2 separate regions of the Homo sapiens genome follow, and region 1 is linked to region 2. A link is an interaction called in ENCODE POLR2A ChIA-PET data of the cell type or tissue named here. Cell type or tissue: Panc1. All regions are shown on one strand. Links, peaks and the distances in the headings refer to the core of each region. The heading gives the core; the rest is flanking DNA.

Region 1 (8,329 bases), core at 176-8,175, 200 kb before region 2:
TGAGCCACCGCTCTGGTGCCTCTTTTTTTTTTTAATTTTTTTTAAAATTATACTTTAAATTCTGTGCTACATGTGCAGAACATGCAGTTTTGTTACATAGGTATACACATGCCATGGTGGTTTGCTGCGCCCATCAACCTGTCATCTACATTAGGTATTTCTCCTAATGCTGTCCCTCTCCTAACCCCTCACCCCCTGAACAAACTTTTTTCGAAAGAGCCAGCTAGTAAATATTTTAGGCTTTTCAGGCCATATGGTCTCTGTTGCAACTACTCAACTCTGCTGTTGTGGTGAGAAAGCAGCCATAGACGATACGTAAACGGAGCGTGGCTGTGTTCCAATAAAACTTTATTTATGGATGCTACAATATGAATTTCATATAACTTTCACATGTCATGAAATATTCTTCTTTTGACTTTTAAAATGATTTAAAAATCTAAAACCCATTCTTAGCTTGCAAGCATACAAACACAGTAGGCCAGATTTATCATGTGGGCCAGTTTGTGCGCCTCTATCCTAGAGGGCAGAGACTGTCTTCTCCTCTGCTGTATTCCTAGTGCCTAGAACAGTGCCTGGCATGTAGCTGGTGCTCAGTAACTATTTGTTGGTGATCAGCTGCTCCCTCTTCTGCCCCTTTTAACTCCAATTCCCTTCCCAACTCTTCCTGCTACTGTGTCACCTCTGCTGTCGCCTCCTGTCCTCTCTAATGTCAGCAACCAAAGTTGGCCTCACCCCCAGGCTCCAGGTCAGAGGTACCGCTCTGTGGAGGAGCTCACTGCCTAATTCTCTGCCTTGCTCTCCTTGACCCTCTGCAGTCCTGGACCATCCCACCTGCATGCTTCTGTTCCTCCTCTTCCTCTCTGACCACTCCCTCTCTCTTTTTTTTTTTTTTTTTTTTTGCCGATTGCTGTGACTTTATTTTAAAGGGTTTTCAGACTTACAGAAAGGGGCTTTTCAGATGGGGCTGTGTCACTATCAACCATCTTCACTGTGGAGTCCTAGTCACTATGATTTTTGTTTTGTATATCACAAAGATTCATTCAAATTGTCTCCTCTTCTATTCCTTCATAATAGGTTTACATGGTCCGAAAGTACATCCCTCCTTCTCTAGTACATTTCATTCAAACAGATGGCTGCTACTTCTCTATTGTCATTAATCTTTTCATCATCTTCTTATTCTTCTTAGCACAGTTGGGGCATAACATATTATCTTCTGTGCCTGGGGATGGGAAAATGCAGGCAGGTAACAAGAAGAGAGAAATCATCCTCCTGTGAGTGGTAGGCACTCAAGCCTGACCTGCATGAAACTGCAGGCGTACTCAACCCTTTGTGTCTGCCGAGAGAAGTCTGCCATGGACCACACACCACCTGACACCAGCGGCTTGCATCAAAAAGGCCTCAAGAGAAACAGGAATGGAACTTGAATTCACAGCCTCAGGCTCAACAGCTCTTGCAGCAATTCTTGCCCTTGATGCCAACATGGCTCCCTGCGCTGAAGTTATCACTTCGACTGTATTCGTCTCTTCTGCTCTCTCATTCATCTCATAAGTTTTCTGAAGCCTTGCTCTCTTGGTCACTGCCTTGTGTTTCCTTGAACACCGCTGTAATCTGGTCTCTTGTGACATTTCAGGCATATCTTGCTGTTGTTCAGGGTAAGCAGGCCTATGGACCCTCAGATAAACTTCGATTTTCTTGCCATTAGTACTCAAACTGAGTTGTTGGCACCAGTCCCGCAAAGTGTCCCAACACACCTTATTAATGGGAGGCAAAATGGTCGGCAAGGGAAGAGCTGGTATTTTGCATCTAGCTTTTTGTGGAGCTGTAAATTGTTAATTTGTTTGAAGTAGATGACCTTGATTGTATTTCATAGGTTTCTCCAGTTTGACATCAGAAGTTGAAGAAACACTTGGTTCTGTTTGTTCCATATTTGGGTCATCTTTAACTGGCAGCAATGTCAAAATCACACTTTCCTCATCAGCTACTTCCCCCTCAAAGAAATTCTTCTTGCTGCTATCCAAATTTGAGTCTGACATTTTCAGCAACACCCCTGTCTTGTCCATTCGGTGATACATTTTTTTTAAAATTAGGCCTGGCATGATGGCTCATGCCTGTAATCCCAGCGCTCTGGGAGGCTCAGGCAGGCAGATCACTTGAGTCCAGGAGTTCGAGATCAGCCTGGGAAACATGGTGAGACCCCAGTCTCTGGGACTACAGGCGTGCACCACCACACCTGGCTAATTTTGTATTTTTAGTAGAGACGGGTTTCACCAGGCTTGACCACTCCCTCTTTGGCTTCGTTCTCATTCATCCCCTGACCACAGTCAGGGGAGTCCCTCCAGGCTGAGGCCTCATGTCTTCGCTGCACACAAGTGCAGAACCCACTCAGTGAACCCCAGGCCCCAATCTCTGGCTCTCTCCCTTCTTTGCAGGGGGAAGAATTTGGAGGGAAGGAAGGAAGTCTGTGATTGTCACCTACCATTTATTTTCTTCTTTTTTTTTTTTTTTTTTTTTGAGACAGAGTCTCACTCTGTTGCCCAGGCTGGAGTGCAGTGGTGCAATCTCGGCTGACTGCAAGCTCCACCTCCTGGGTTCACACCATTCTCCTGCCTCAGCCTCCTGAGTAGCTGGGACTACAGGAGCCCGCCACCACGCCCGGCTAATTTTTTGTATTTTTAGTAGAGACAGGGTTTCACCGTGTTAGCCAGGATGGTCTCGATCTCCTGACCTCGTGATCTGTCTGCCTTGGCTTCCCAAAGTGCTGGGATTACAGGCGTGAGCCACCACACCCGGCTGTCACCTACCATTTCTATGGAGCACCTATCGTGTGCCAGGTGCCACACAGGTATTTTATTGCCTGATCTCACTTAATACTCATAGCCACCTCTAGTTTTCTAAGGCACAAACTGAGGCTCAGAGGGGTTAACCGAAATACTCAAAGTCACACAGCTAGGAGGTAGCCAGACCAGGATTAGAGCCCAGGTTGGTGTGGCTCCATTCACAAGTACATTTTGAGGGCCTACAATATATCAAATGTATCCAGAGAAACAGCAGTAAACAGACAAGTCCTGCCTCATGGAGCTTTGTTCTAGTGGGAGAAACAAACAGGTAAATAAACAACAGGATTGCTAGTAAAGAGCATGCCATGAAAAATAAAAAGATAACGTAGGTTATATAGCTGATGGAGAGCTTTTTTTTTCTTTTTCTTCAGACAGTCTCGCTCTGTCACCCAGGCTGGAGTGCAATGTCGCAATCTTGGCTCATTGCAACCTCCGCCTCCTGGGTTCAAGTGATTCTCCTACCTCTGCCTCCCAGGAAGCTGGGATAACAGGCATGCGCGCCACCATGCCTGGCTGATTTTTGTAGTTTTAGTAGAGACAGGGATTCACCATGTTGGCCAGGCTGGTCTCAAACTCCTGATCTCAAGTGATCCGCCCGCCTCAGGCTCCCAAAGTGCTGGGATTATAGGCGTGAGCCACCGCGCCCGGCCAAGGGGAACTATTTTAGGTAAGATAAGAAAAGGAAAGTCCTCTCCGGGAGGTGACATTTGAGCAGAGGTGTGAATGAAGTAAGAGAGTGAACCCTGAGAAATGGAGAAAGAATGTTCCAGGTGGAGGGCATAGCAGGAGCAGAGCCTGACAGGAGCATACCAGGCATGTCCAGTGATCCGCAAAGATACCCGGTGGCAGGAGAGCGGCGAACGAGGGACAGAGTGGTAGGAGAGAGTGCCCGACGGAGTGGGCCGGGGCCTGGGGGGTTCACAGACTTGGCCAAGACTTTGGATTTGTTTGAAGTGTGATGGGGGAGGCGCAGGAGGATTTCAAGCAGAAGGATGACACCATTCCCATTCCTCAGATGAGGGATGAGACAGACAAGAGACTCTGCCCCCTCCATCACTCCATCACTGCTCCATCACTGTCACCCACTGTGTGCACACTGAGCTCTCCTGGACCCCTTTCTGAACTTAGCATAGTGAAGTGATCAAGAGCACTGGCTTTCAGGTCTGAGAGAAGTGGGTTCCCAGCCCAGCTGCAATACTTACTGGCTGTCTGACCATGGGCAATCCTGTCCCTCTCTAAGCCTCAGTTTTCTCATCTGGAAAATGGGACAATAATTTTTGTCTCATGGCATTGTATCATTGGGGTGATTTGATGAGTTCTTACTTGTAAAACACTCAGCTCCAGGCAGGCTACATAGGGCTCTCTCAATAAGCACTCATAGTTTGTTACTATTATTTTTTAATTTTTTTTGAGACAGGAGCTTGCTCTTTTGCCCAGGCTGGAGGGCAATGGCTCAATCATAGCTCACTGCAACCTCAAACTCCTGGGCTCAAGCTATGCTCTGGCCTCAGCCTCCAAGTAGCTAGGTCTATGAATGCGCGCCACCATGCCTGGCTAATGTTTTTATTTTTAGTAGAAATGGTATCTTGCTATGTTGCCCAGGCTGGCCTCAAACTCCTGGGCTCAGGCAATCCTCTTGGCTCAGCCTCCCAAAGTGCTGAGATTACAGGCATGAGCCACCGCACCCCACTTGTGATTATTATTATTTAAAGTTTCAGCTCTGTTCTGGCACTTTGTAATCGCTCATTAAAGGTAACTATCATTGTGATTATTCTCCTCATCCTGTTCCACCTGTTAAAGACACATTAGCCAGGAATACCCTTTACTGAGAGGCCAAGAAAGAATAATGATGACAGACCCTCTCCCCAGGACAGGTCCTTTCCAGAACCTCTGCTCTTGAACATCATAGAAAAACCTCGGCCGGGCGCGGTGGCTCACACCTGTAATCCCAGCACTTTGGGAGGCTGAAGCGGGCAGATCACGAGGTCAGGAGATCGAGACCATCCTGGCTAACATGGTGAAACCCTGTCTCTACTAAAAATACAAAAAATTAGCCGGGTGTGGTGGCAGGTGCCTGTATTCCCAGCTACTTGGGAGGCTGAGGCAGGAGAATAGCTTGAACCTGGGAGGCGGAGGTTGCAGTGAGCCAAGATCGCGCCACTGCCCTCCAGCCTGGTGACAGGGAGAGACTCCGTCTCAAACAAAGAAAAAAAAAAGAAAAAGAAAAACCTCCCAGGCTTCAGAAGAGGGACCCAAAACCCGGCCCTCAGCCCCTGTCAGTTCAGCCCCCTGCTCCTTGCCAGAACTGCCTCTTTGACAGGGCGCAGAGTGGTAGCCTCACTTGTGTCTAGCAAAGCCCTTTCACACTCACAAGTCACTCATTTAACAAACATCTCAAGGCCAGGCGAAACCCCGTCTCTACAAAAATCTTTTAAAAATAAAAAAAAAAAAAAATAGCTGAGTAGTGGTGCATGCCTATAGTCCCAGCTACTTGGGAGGCTGAGGTGGGAGAATTGCTGGAGCCCAGGATGTTGAGGCTGCAGTGAGCCATGATTGCACCACTGGACTCTAGCTTGGGCAACAAAACAAGATCCTGTCTCAAAAAAAAAAAAAAAAAAAGCTAGAATTTATCCATCACTCAGAGTGTAGCATTTCAGAGCATGAGATTAGATTGCCTGGGTCTGAGTTGCAAATTTACCATTGCATAGCTGGGTGATGTTGGACATATCATTCATTTAGTCTTTTTGAGTACCTGTGTGCCAGGCAGTGTGTCAGGTGTCAGGAAGACAATGAAGAGCCAACAAGACCCAACAGCTGCCCTCTCACAGTTTACAGTCTAATTTAAAAGCCAGATGTAGGCCGGGGGCAGTGGCTCACGTCTGTAATCCCAGCACTTTGGGAGGCTGCGGTGGGCAAATCACCTGAGGTCAGGAGTTCGAGACCAGCCTGACCAACATGGAGAGACCCAGTCTCTACTAAAAATACAAAAAATTAGCTGGTGTGTGGTGGGCGCCTGTAATCCCAGCTACTCGGGAGGCTGAGGCAGGAGAATCGCTTGAACCCAGGAGGCAGAGGTTGCAGTGAGCCAAGATTGTGCCATTGCACTCCAGTCTGGGCAACGAGGGTGAAACTCTGTCTCAAAAAAAAAAAAAAGCCAGATGTTAATCAAATAGTCACATAAACAAATGTAAAAAAGTACAACTTTGAGAAGCACTGTCAAGTATTGATTGCTATGGGTATGAGTACTACGGAGGTGAGGGAAAATGTCCTGGAGGAAGTGATGTAGAGCTGAGCTGGCTTGAAGAACAAAGAAGACTGTTTCAAGTACAAGGAGTGGCATGTGCGAAAGCCCTGCGGCAGAACTGAAGGAAAGCCAGTGTGGCTGGAGCCACGAGAGAGGTGGAGCACACTTTTGTGCACTGAAACTTTAGCAGCATCTGTACCTGTGGGCTACAGTTTGTTCTGCACAGCTCTCTGATGAGTGACTGCTATGCCTACTCCAGAGATGGGCAAGCTGACCCCTAGAGAAGCTCTCCAGGTAGAGCCCAGATGTCCTCTGGGCTCCCCTCTTACCAGCATGACCCACTCATGGGAGAGGGGACACAGGAAGTGAAGCTTATTCATAAAAGGTTGAAAGCACAACCAATCAATCAGTCCTTAAGTGAGAGGATGCTCTTGATAGGGAGATTACTTTGAGAGGGAGAAGAAAGAGGGTCAGGGACCCAGGAAGGGAGAAAGCTGAAGGTAGAACCACTCCTGCTTTCCCTCACCTCCTCTACTCCTGCCATCCACCCCACCTCTCTGGCCCATCCCCTGACCCTCATCCTGTGGGTCTCAGTGTCTCTCTTCCTAACTTAAATGTGGCTGACTCCAAGCCAGGTATCTGGCAGCTACGTGCGATCTGTTCCAATTCCTGAGTACAATTACTAGATCTAGCAAACCAAAATACATGATACCCAATTTGAATTTCAGATAAACAACACATACACTTTTAGTCAAAATATGTTCAAGTATAACAGCTCAAACTGGGAGCAGCAAGAGCTGGGGCATCACAACCTGCTTCCAGGTAACTGAACTGGACGATCCCCACACTGATGTGAATAATGGCTGCCAACTCTGGTCCAGGCTGCCGTCTGTTTTGTCCTCACCTTTTCTCATCAGGGAGGTGGAGACTATGTGAACAAAAGAACACACTCTGCGCTGGGCGCAGTGGCTCACACCTGTAATCCTAGCACTTTGGGAGGTCGATGGTGGCAGATCACCTGAGGTCAGAAGTTCAAGACCAGCCTGGTCAACATGGTGAAACCCCGTCTCTACTGAAAATACAAAAAATTAGCTGGACATGGTGGTGGGCACCTGTAATCTCAGCTACTCGAGAGGCTGAGGCAGAAGGAGAATGGCTTGAACCTGGGAGGTAGAGGTTCCAGTGGGCTGAGATGGTACCATTGCACTCCAGCCTGGGCAACAAGAGTGAAACTCTGTCTAAAAAATAAATTAATAACACACTCTGGAGCCAGACTGTCAGGTTGTCTCTCAGCTCTGCCATTTTTCAGTCCTGTGGCTTTTTTTTTTTTTTTGAGTTGGAGTTTCCCTCTTGTTGCCCAGGCTGGAGTGCAATGGCACAGTCTCAGCTCACTAAAACCTCCACCTCCCAGGTTCAAGTGATTCTCCTGCATCAGCCTCCCGAGTTGCTGAGATTACAGACACCCGCCACCACGCCCAGCTACTTTTTTTTTCTTTTTTTTTCTTTTTTTTGTATTTTTAGGGGAGACGGGATTTCACCATGTTGGCCAGGCTGGTCTTGAACTCCTGACCTCAGGTGATCCACCCGCCTTGGCCTCCCAAAGTGCTGGGATTACAGGCGTGAGCCACCGCGCCTGGCTGCAGTCCTGTGGCCTTGGAGGGACCCAAGTAATGGGATGCTTACTTTCTCTGCCCTCAGTTTCCCCATCTGTACACTGGAGAGAATAATAGCACATAACACATAAGATTACAAGGACTACCTTAGTTTATGCAGGTAAAAAATGCATAGAACAGTGCCTGGTCCATAGTAAGTGCTATGTTAGTGTTAGCTGTCATTATTTATTTAGTTACACCACAATGAATGTAAACTCCGTAAAGGCAAATACTTTATTTATTATGTATTTTATTATTTATTTTTTAGCAATGGGGTCTCACTCTGTCGCCCAAGCTGGAATGCAATAGTGTGATCATAGCTCACTAGAGTCTCAAATTCCTGAGCTCAATGGATCATTCTACCTCAGCCTCCTGAGTAGCTAGGATTACAGGTACCCAGCTAAGGACTTTAATTTATTCATTGCTATATTCTCAGCATCTAGTAGAAAGCCTGAGCCACATCCCCTGGTGTGCTGAGGCAAGAGGATTGCTTGAGGGCAGGAGTTCAAGGCTGTAGTGTGCTATGGTTGCGTCTATGAATAGCCACTGCACTCCAGCCTGGGCAACATAGCGAGACCCCATCTTTACAAATAATA
Region 2 (8,329 bases), core at 51-8,050:
TATAATACCTCATACAACGTAGATATTATGTAAGTAGTTGTTATGCTATATTGTTTAGGGAATAATGACAAGAAAAAAAGTGTACACATTCAGTACAGGCACAACCATCGTAGGCCTACTAACTACATTTTTGATCTGAGGCTGGCTGAATCTGTGGATGCAGAACCCATGGATACAAAGGTTTGACTGTACTTTGTTTTTCCTATACATGCATACCTATGATAAAGTTTAATTTATTAGGCATAGTAAGAGATTAACAATAACTAATGATAAAATACAACAGTTATGTGATTGTGGTCTCTCTCTTTCAAAATATCTTATTGTATGTAATGTTTTCAGATTGTGGTTGACCGTGGGTAACTGAAACCTTGGAAAGCAAAATCAAGGATAATGGGGGGTACTCCTGTAGATCCAAAGCATTTCAGTTCAGCATTAATAGGGACAGGAATTGCCAGGCCACTAGAGTTTCACTTTCTCTTCTACATTCCCCTTTCCTTTCCTGCTTTTGGGCATAGGGGAGCATTTGTTTGTTTTGTATACATATCTCTTATCTCTGCCTACCTGAAATTTATATTCTAGTCAAGGATACAGATAGCAAACAAGATAAATAAGTAAAGCATTAGTATGTTACGATACTTGCCCAGGTGAACCAGAAAAATCTGAGACTGAGTATAGGAATTTGGGGAAGCTTGATTTTGGCTGAAAGTGCTGCTCATTTGGGAATCTGAGGTGCATTTCTAGCTTTTCTTTACTGGCCAGGCACTGCCCTCTTCAGACCATTGTTTGGCTAAGGAAAACGAATGTACATCTGAATTCTAGAGACACTCTGTGCTGGAGATGGATTTGCACTATAACAGGCATTTCACATACTTATCGTTTGAACTGTCTCATATTTTTGTTAAACAGTTTTTAATCCCTGTTTAAAGATGATTCTGGTGCCAAGGGATGAAGTGACTTGCTTAAAGTGGTGTGAAACTCTATACTTTTTTTTTTTTTCTTTTTAAAAAGGTACAACTGAGGCCGGGCACAGTGGCTCACGCCTGTAATCCCAGCACTTTGGGAGGCTGAGGCGGGCAGATCACCTGAGGTCAGGAGTTGGAGACCAGCCTGACCAATGTGATGAAAACCCGTCTCTACTAAAAATACAAAAATTAGCCGGGCATGGTGACATGCGCCTGTAATCCCAGCTACTCGGGAGGCTGAGACAGGAGAATTGCTTGAACCCGGGAGGCAGAAGTTGCAATGAGCCGAGATCGCGCCATTACACTCTAGCCTGGGCAACAAAAGTGAAAGTCCGTCTCAAAAAAAAAAAAAAAAAAAGGTACAACTGGGCTGGGCGTGGTGGCTCACACCTGTAATCCCAGCACTTTGGGAGGCTGAGGCAGGTGGATCACGAGGTCAGGTGTTTGAGACCAGCCTGACCAACATGGTGAAACCCCGTTGCTACTAAAAATACAAAAATTAGCCGGGCATGGTGGCATGCACCTGTAATCTCAGCTACTCAGGAGGTTGAGGTAGGAGAATTGCTTGAACCCGAGAGGCATAAGTTGGAGTCAGCCGAGGTCACGCACTGCACTCCAGCCTGGTGACAGAGCGAGGCTCTGTCTCGAAAAAAAAAAAAAAGGTACAACCTTCCAGATTGGCCAACATGATGAAATCCTGTCTTTACCAAAAATAAAAAAATTAGCAGGCCCTGGTGGCACAGGTCTGTAATCCCAACTGCTAGGGTGACTGTGGCAGGAGAATCACATGAAACCGGGAGGTGGAGGTTGCAGTGAGCTGAGATGGCGTCATTGCACTCCAGCATGGGCGACAGAGCAAACAAGACTCCATCTCAAAAAAAAAAAAAAGGTACAACCTTAATTTATTTGATTGTCAGTTAACCTTTGGGCATGTAGCCCAAATGCTCCCAGACTGGATACGAGACTCTCTTAAGATTAAAAATACAGATTCCTGGCTGGGCGCAGTGGCTCATGCCTATAATCCCAGCACTTTGGGAGGCTGAAGCTGGCAGATCACTTGAGCTTAGGAGTTGAAGAACAGCCTGGGAACATGGTGAAACCCCATCTCTACAAAAACTGGCTATGATGGCATGTGCTTATAGTCCCAGCTACTCAGGAGGCTGAGGTGGGAGGATCACCTGAGCCCAGGATAGGAGGTTGAGGCTGCAGTGGGCCATGATTGCACCACTGCACTCCAGCCGGGGTGACAGATTGAGACACCCTGTCTCAAAAGAAAAAAAAAAAAAGATTCCTGGCCCGGCCCCCATCCCAGACCTGCTAATTAAGAATCTGGAGGGTAGAATTGGATTGAGTAGCTGAGGAGGTTGAGGTTCAACCTGGTTGATTGTCTTGACCACTCCCTCAGGAAGTTGGTCTGAGAACTGGGATTGGACCCCAGATGTACTTACTGCCTCTCAGTTTACTGCTCTTTGCACCTGGTTGTACTGCTGCCTTTTGAGATAAAAAGTTGTAAAGAAGGGGACGTTTAATTTTATGAGATGACATTTTGGTTCTTGTTTCATAGTTTTCTTGGGGTCTTACTATTGTTTTGGTCACCCTGGTTTGTTTTTGTTTTTGTTTTTGTTTTGAGACCGAGTCTCACTCTGTCACCCAGGCTGGAGTGCAGTGGTGCGATCTCGGCTCACTGTGACCTCCACCTCCCAGGTTCAAGTGATTCTCCTGCCTCAGCCTCCCAAGTAGCTGGGACTACAGGCGCGTGCCATCACACCCGGCTAATATTTGTATTTTCAGTAGAGACCAGGTTTCACCATATTGGCCAGGCTGGTCTCGAACTCATGATCCGCCCTCCTCGGCCTCCCAAAGTGCTGGGATTACAGGCGTGAGCCACCGCGCCTGGCAACCCTTGGTTTTAAGCAGTACCTGAAAGGATTTTTTCCAGAGAAGTTACTTGGTTTCCTTAGTGGCTTTTGTAATTTGTTTGAAATAGGGAGAAATTGGTTAAGTTTAGTCTTAGGAAAAAGTGATCTTCATCATTTTAGGAAGAGCATTTTCTCTGGAAATGATGATAGCCACCTGTTATGGAAAATGTGGCTAATGAAAGTGCCCTGGATGAAGAGAGAAGGACTTATCATTTGTTGGGATTCATTAGTTTGATGCTGTAGCTGCTTTATTTGAAGGGCCCTTTCTGGTGCCAAAGAAGTGAAGAAGCATCAGTCACTTGGTTGTGGTTTTTCTGGCATGCCTCTTTTTGGTAGACAGCTGTGAGGTGGTTATTATGGTTGTTTCTCATAATCTGATTGAGTTTTGCTACATGATTCAATGACTCTTCCCCTTTTGGTCTCCTTCTTCTAACCTTAGTGAGTTTTCTCTTATCTTCTGGTCTGGAAGGATAGAGATATGGTAGTCTATATATCTCTAAGCCCAGAAGAGAATGAGGCCTTTGTCTTGTTTTACATCACTTTCTAGATGTTCTTGGTTTGACATCTGGTTGCAAGCGCCTTCCTGGAGGTTTGATCAGGCTAGTGCTTCAGGGGATATCATTGGAATGGGCTAAGTCTGCAAAGGGGAATGTGTCTGATCTTCTAGAATGGTTTCTGTAAGCAGAATGGGGTAGATAGAACTTTTCACTGATTTTTGTGGTGGTTTTTTTTGTTTGTTTTCAAGATAGAGCCTTGCTCTGTCACCCAGGCTGGAGTGCAGTGGTGTGATCTCTGCTCACTACAACCTCTGCCTCCCAGGTTCAAGCGATTCTCCTGCCTCAGCCTCCCGAGTAGCTGGGATTACAGGCACGTGCCACCATGCCAGGCTAATTTTGGTATTTTTAGTAGAGACGGGGTTTCACCATGTTGGCCAGCCTGGTCTCAAGCTCCTGACCTCAGGCGATCTGCCGCCTTGGCCACCCAACGTGTTGGGATTACATGCGTGAGTCACTGCGTCTGGCCAATTTTTATTCCACTTGGAAATTTATGGAAGTTTGAAAGAATTTTTAAAAAACAAAACTTTTTTGGGGAGTGGTAGTTGCAAACTAGTTGTTGATTCCTCTCTCACCAAAGGCAGATGGTCAGTTTGTTTAGAACTTGAATGAACTAGAATGAAGGAATTGTGAAGTAGAAAACTGAGTTATGGTTCCTAGGTTATGAATGAAGAGAATCATAGGCTGAGTGGGTTTGATTCCCTGTGACAGGTGTTGGTATAATCTAATGAGATTTTTTTATTTTCCTGTCATCAGCTTGGCTTCAGGAAATCTTTAGTGTTGTCTCTGTTGAGGCCAAATAGGAGGTTAGAAATCTCTTATTGTCCTAGGTCATATAAAAAGTCATGTTTCCCCACTATTTAAAACAAGATGAAGGTAGTCTCCTTATTTTAGGAGGCGGGGTCTAGGAGTAAAACTAAGACAAACATGTTTCTGGACAATTTCTCCTCAATTGGGGGCTAGGGGTTCTTGACTAGTCTTCAAAGAAGGTCTGAAATACTAGGGGATATAGAAAAGACAGGATAAGGGGCGTTAGATACAGTTGTCTGGCTGGGGAGAGAAGGGACAATGAGAATGATTTATGCTGGTCATTTTATGTACCAGGGTACATAGGGTGATTTTTTTGGTGGAAGCCTAGTCTGTCCTAAGATATTACTCCTGAGATCTAAGTGAGCCACGTGCAGCTGGCAGGAAGCTGAAAGCTGTTGGTTGGGAGAGGCCTTAATTTTTACACTTGCCCCTGCCTGGAATGCCCTATCACAGGGGAGGGTCCCATACTGGAACTGGATCAACAGCTGTCGCCTGTCCCTGGAATCACAGGAAGCGGAGGACGGGGTGCCTTTGTATAGGGAGCTCTGAAGCCAGACAATAGTTTGTGCTGGCGGGGCCATGTGGCGAGTCATGTGACCTGGGGCTGTTTTCTGCTGGGGTCCTTACCCATCTGTTCTCTCGGCTCTTTCTGGGTTATCAGGCGCCAGTCCAAGTCCTCCCAGGCAGCCAGCTTCATGGCCAGAGATTACGAGCACTAACCTTCCTGGCAGGGGCGGTGTGGCTTCGAGTTTATGCAGATTAGCCATGTGTTTCTCACTTCAAGGCGTTCCACAGGAAAAGCCTTTTCCTGTGTTTGGCTCTCAGTGGGCGGTTCCCAGCTTACTGTACTGGGACTCAGCAAGCAGCAGGCATGCACCAGAGGGATCACAGTACACTGGCCCCCCTCTCCATTCCACCTCCAATGCTACGTCACCACAACACAACCACTCGCGCTCTCATACTGTTGGTGTCATTCATTCGGTGCCAAGATTGCTTTAAAAAATTCCCTTGGCCCCAGTTCAAACAGGAGTACAGCTGGGATGTGTTAGATTTTAGGCAGTCTGCCCTCAATTTGAGATGAGTTATAAATAGCAGTGCCGACTTCCTTAACTACCGCTCTCTGAGGTAAAATGCAGGTTAATTACTGTGGGAATCAATTAGGGGGGTTCTTTTGGTTAAAGAGCCAGGGATGCATTTTTTTAATTATTATTATTAAAAGTCATATAACAAATCTAGCCAGGAATAAATTGAAAGCACAAGGAGTAATAATACTTAAATGTCCAAAAGCCAAGGTTATAGCTCTAGGTTTACACTAGCCCCAACTAGTTAGCATTTAGGATGATAAAATGAGTAGTGGTCAAGACTTCTCCTCTCTGATGGACACCTTTTTGGCAGCTCCTGGCCCAACCCTCTCTGTTCTTATTCTTGCTGGCCCTTGGCACTGTTGAGTACTAAATTTAGCTCCTTAGGGTTGCCGCCTGGTCACTTCTTTCTATTTCCTTGGATTGGAACTGGAGCTTTCCTCAGTTGGACTTTTATTTAAATAAAATTATGAAGTTTCTCTTTCCTGGTGCCACTGCCACGGGTGGTACATTTTTGTGAATGGTATATCTCTGCTTAGAAGTTTTGAGTTCTTGGCTCTGTCTTCTCTGCTCTCTCCTCGGTCATGGTCAGATGGAGAATTTGCAGCTATTTTAATCTGTGAGTTTCACAAAGTGGTTACTTTGGGTTATAAGACATTCAGCCCAGGTCTACCTTAAAAGTCTAGTCTGTTATTTCAGCCGTTTTTGGGGGTCATTTTGGTTTTCCTTGATGCAATAAGAAGTTGTAAGAGGTTCCAGTAGCCAGCTAGTCTGGAGGGTCTTGTAATTCTATTGGCTTGGAGCAGGGGAACTCCCTATGCAAGGGGTCTGTCTGCTAGCTGTTTGTTCTGAATATATTCGGAAGGACAAGCTGCTAGGCATCCTTGCCTTTGATGCCCCTAAACTGCATCTTTTGATACATTTCATTTGGCAGGCAGTTTATAACATGGCCAGTGATCTGGAAGGAGGTGGTAAGTGGTAGATGGAGATGAGGAGTTTTCTTATGGCTCTTTCCCCCTTTTTTATTTTTATTTTTTATGAATGCAGGAGAGTATATAGCAGGGGGCCCGACTTTGCTGATCAAGGGGCAGCATTTTCCTCTCAATTATGTGTCTCTGTGGCAGAGCCTTTGCTTTTGAAGTGTAATCACAGTAATCTACTCCTGTGGTTTCCCATTGAAAGGATTTCCTCTGTCTTTCCCAGAGTGGAATCTCTGGCTTTTTGCAGCTAGGGTTTGGAGTTTCCATCCCCTGCCTTGTGCCTGCAGACTGCTGATACTGGCTTTTGTATCTTGCATGTAGGGATTTTTCTGGTCTGAAATTGCTACTTTCCAATAAAACTGATTAGTGAATATTTAAGGCCCCTTCTCTGTTACGAGAGATTGGGAGATGGCATTTCATCTGTAACTGCAAATCACAAATATTTCACGATGGTTTTAAATGTCATAAGTGTGAGTTATGTCCCTGCTCACCTCCCCTTCTGATTTGAGCAGATGTCTAACTTTTACATGAGATCAGAATAATCTGATTGTTTGAACTGAATATATATTTAGTTTGCCAAATAAGCTGCATATTCTGTTGATCATAAGCCTTTTGTGATGGGAGGGAGTCAAAAATCTGACGACCAGAAAAAGAAAGCATATTAATTTTATTTTTAGAATAAAAATTTCTTTGATGTACATTTATTTTTGGTCTACAAAGATTTCCTAAAGTTGAGGTGGGACATTCCTTGAACCCTTTATAGCCCCCATGTAAGTAGCTGTACTCAATTGGGAGCGCAGGCCTCCGTGTGAGAGAGGAAAAGGTGACTTGTCCTTAGCCTTTTGTTTTTAAGCAGTGTATATGAGGATGCCCCTGCAGTTCTGAAATTCTCTCTGGTATAAACCTTTTTTTTTTTTTTTTTTTTGAGACAGAGTCCCACTCTGTTGCCCAGGCTGGAGTGCGGTGGCACAATCTCCGCTCGCTGCAGCTTCTGCCTTCTGGGTTTAAGTGGTTCACCTGCCTCAGCCTGCTGAGTAGCTGGGATTAACAGGCGTGCGCCACCACGTCCGGCTAATTTTTGTATTTTAGTAGAGACGGGGTTTCACCATATTGGCCAGGCTGGTCTGGAACTCCTGACCTCAAGTGATTCACCTGCCTCAGTCTTCCAAAATGTTGGGATTTACAGGCATGAGTCACTGCGCCCAGCCTTGGGTTTGTTTTTTTTTGTTTTTTTTTTTTTTTTGAGACAGACTCTTGCTCTGCTGCCCAGGATGGAGTGCAGTGGCTCGATCTCGGCTCGCTTCAGTCTTCGCCTCCCAGGTTCAAGTGATTCTCATACCTCAGCCTCCCGAGTAGCTGGGACTTATAGGCATGTGCCGCCACACCCAGCTAATTTTTGTGTTTTTAGTAGAGATGAGGTTTTGCTATGTTAGGCAGGCTTGTCTCCCAACTCCTGGCCTCAAGTGATCCACCTGCCTTGGCCTCCCAAAGTGCTGGGATTACAGGCGTGAGACACTGCGCCCAGCCAGGTTATTCTTAAAGTGTGCTTGTTCTCCCTTGAATATTCTCATCCTTCTTTCTCATCTTTCACTTCAGTCCAACTTTTTTTCTACCTTCAAAGTCATAACCCCTGTGTTAGGGTTAGATTTAGGCTATGACCCTGGCTTTATGGCTAGATAGTTTGATTTGGGCTTTGTCCCCATAGTGTCTCCTACCCTTTTTTGGAATAGGACAGCATTGCACATTGAACAGTCACTGAGCCCAAGCTCTGTACTTTGGTATTTGGGAGAGCTTTGAAGATAAAACACCTGATCTCTGGCTTCCCAGAAGTTAGTCTTGAGAAATGCAATCAGTTAGTTGGAATAGTTAGCTGCAACTAAGTGTTAAATCTTAGGATGCTAACTGGATTTACAATAGGGCATTTAGAAATGTTAGAGATCAAAGTGTACTGAAGATATGGGAAGTGGCTTCATTTTGAAAGGTCAAGTTTCTGTTACTAGAAGCCACTGTGGACAGGAGGGC

The links. Peaks named below come from ENCODE experiments on the same cell type or tissue, not always from the same donor. Only the 100,000 strongest peaks of a DNase experiment are listed, where the experiment ranks them.
Region 1: POLR2A ChIA-PET joins it to region 2 with 5 read pairs; 7 of 35 experiments call an interaction of 5 or more read pairs at or near these places.

The regions. Positions count from the first base shown.
Region 1 is chr1:26,518,218-26,526,546 of GRCh38, forward strand. It overlaps the pseudogene DPPA2P2. Among named protein-coding and RNA genes, the nearest start is that of RPS6KA1, 7.4 kb to the right of the region's middle. In Panc1, for the core only: no CTCF peak of the experiment used is centred there; no DNase peak of the experiment used is centred there.
Region 2 is chr1:26,718,641-26,726,969 of GRCh38, forward strand. The region is part of intron 1 of ARID1A (AT-rich interaction domain 1A); the gene reads left to right. Among named protein-coding and RNA genes, the nearest start is that of ARID1A, 27 kb to the left of the region's middle. RefSeq lists enhancers at 3,269-3,849, 3,850-4,429, 4,460-5,701, 4,489-5,774, 5,590-6,169 and 2 more. In Panc1, for the core only: no CTCF peak of the experiment used is centred there; no DNase peak of the experiment used is centred there; H3K4me3 peaks cover 423 bases; H3K27ac peaks cover 1,127 bases.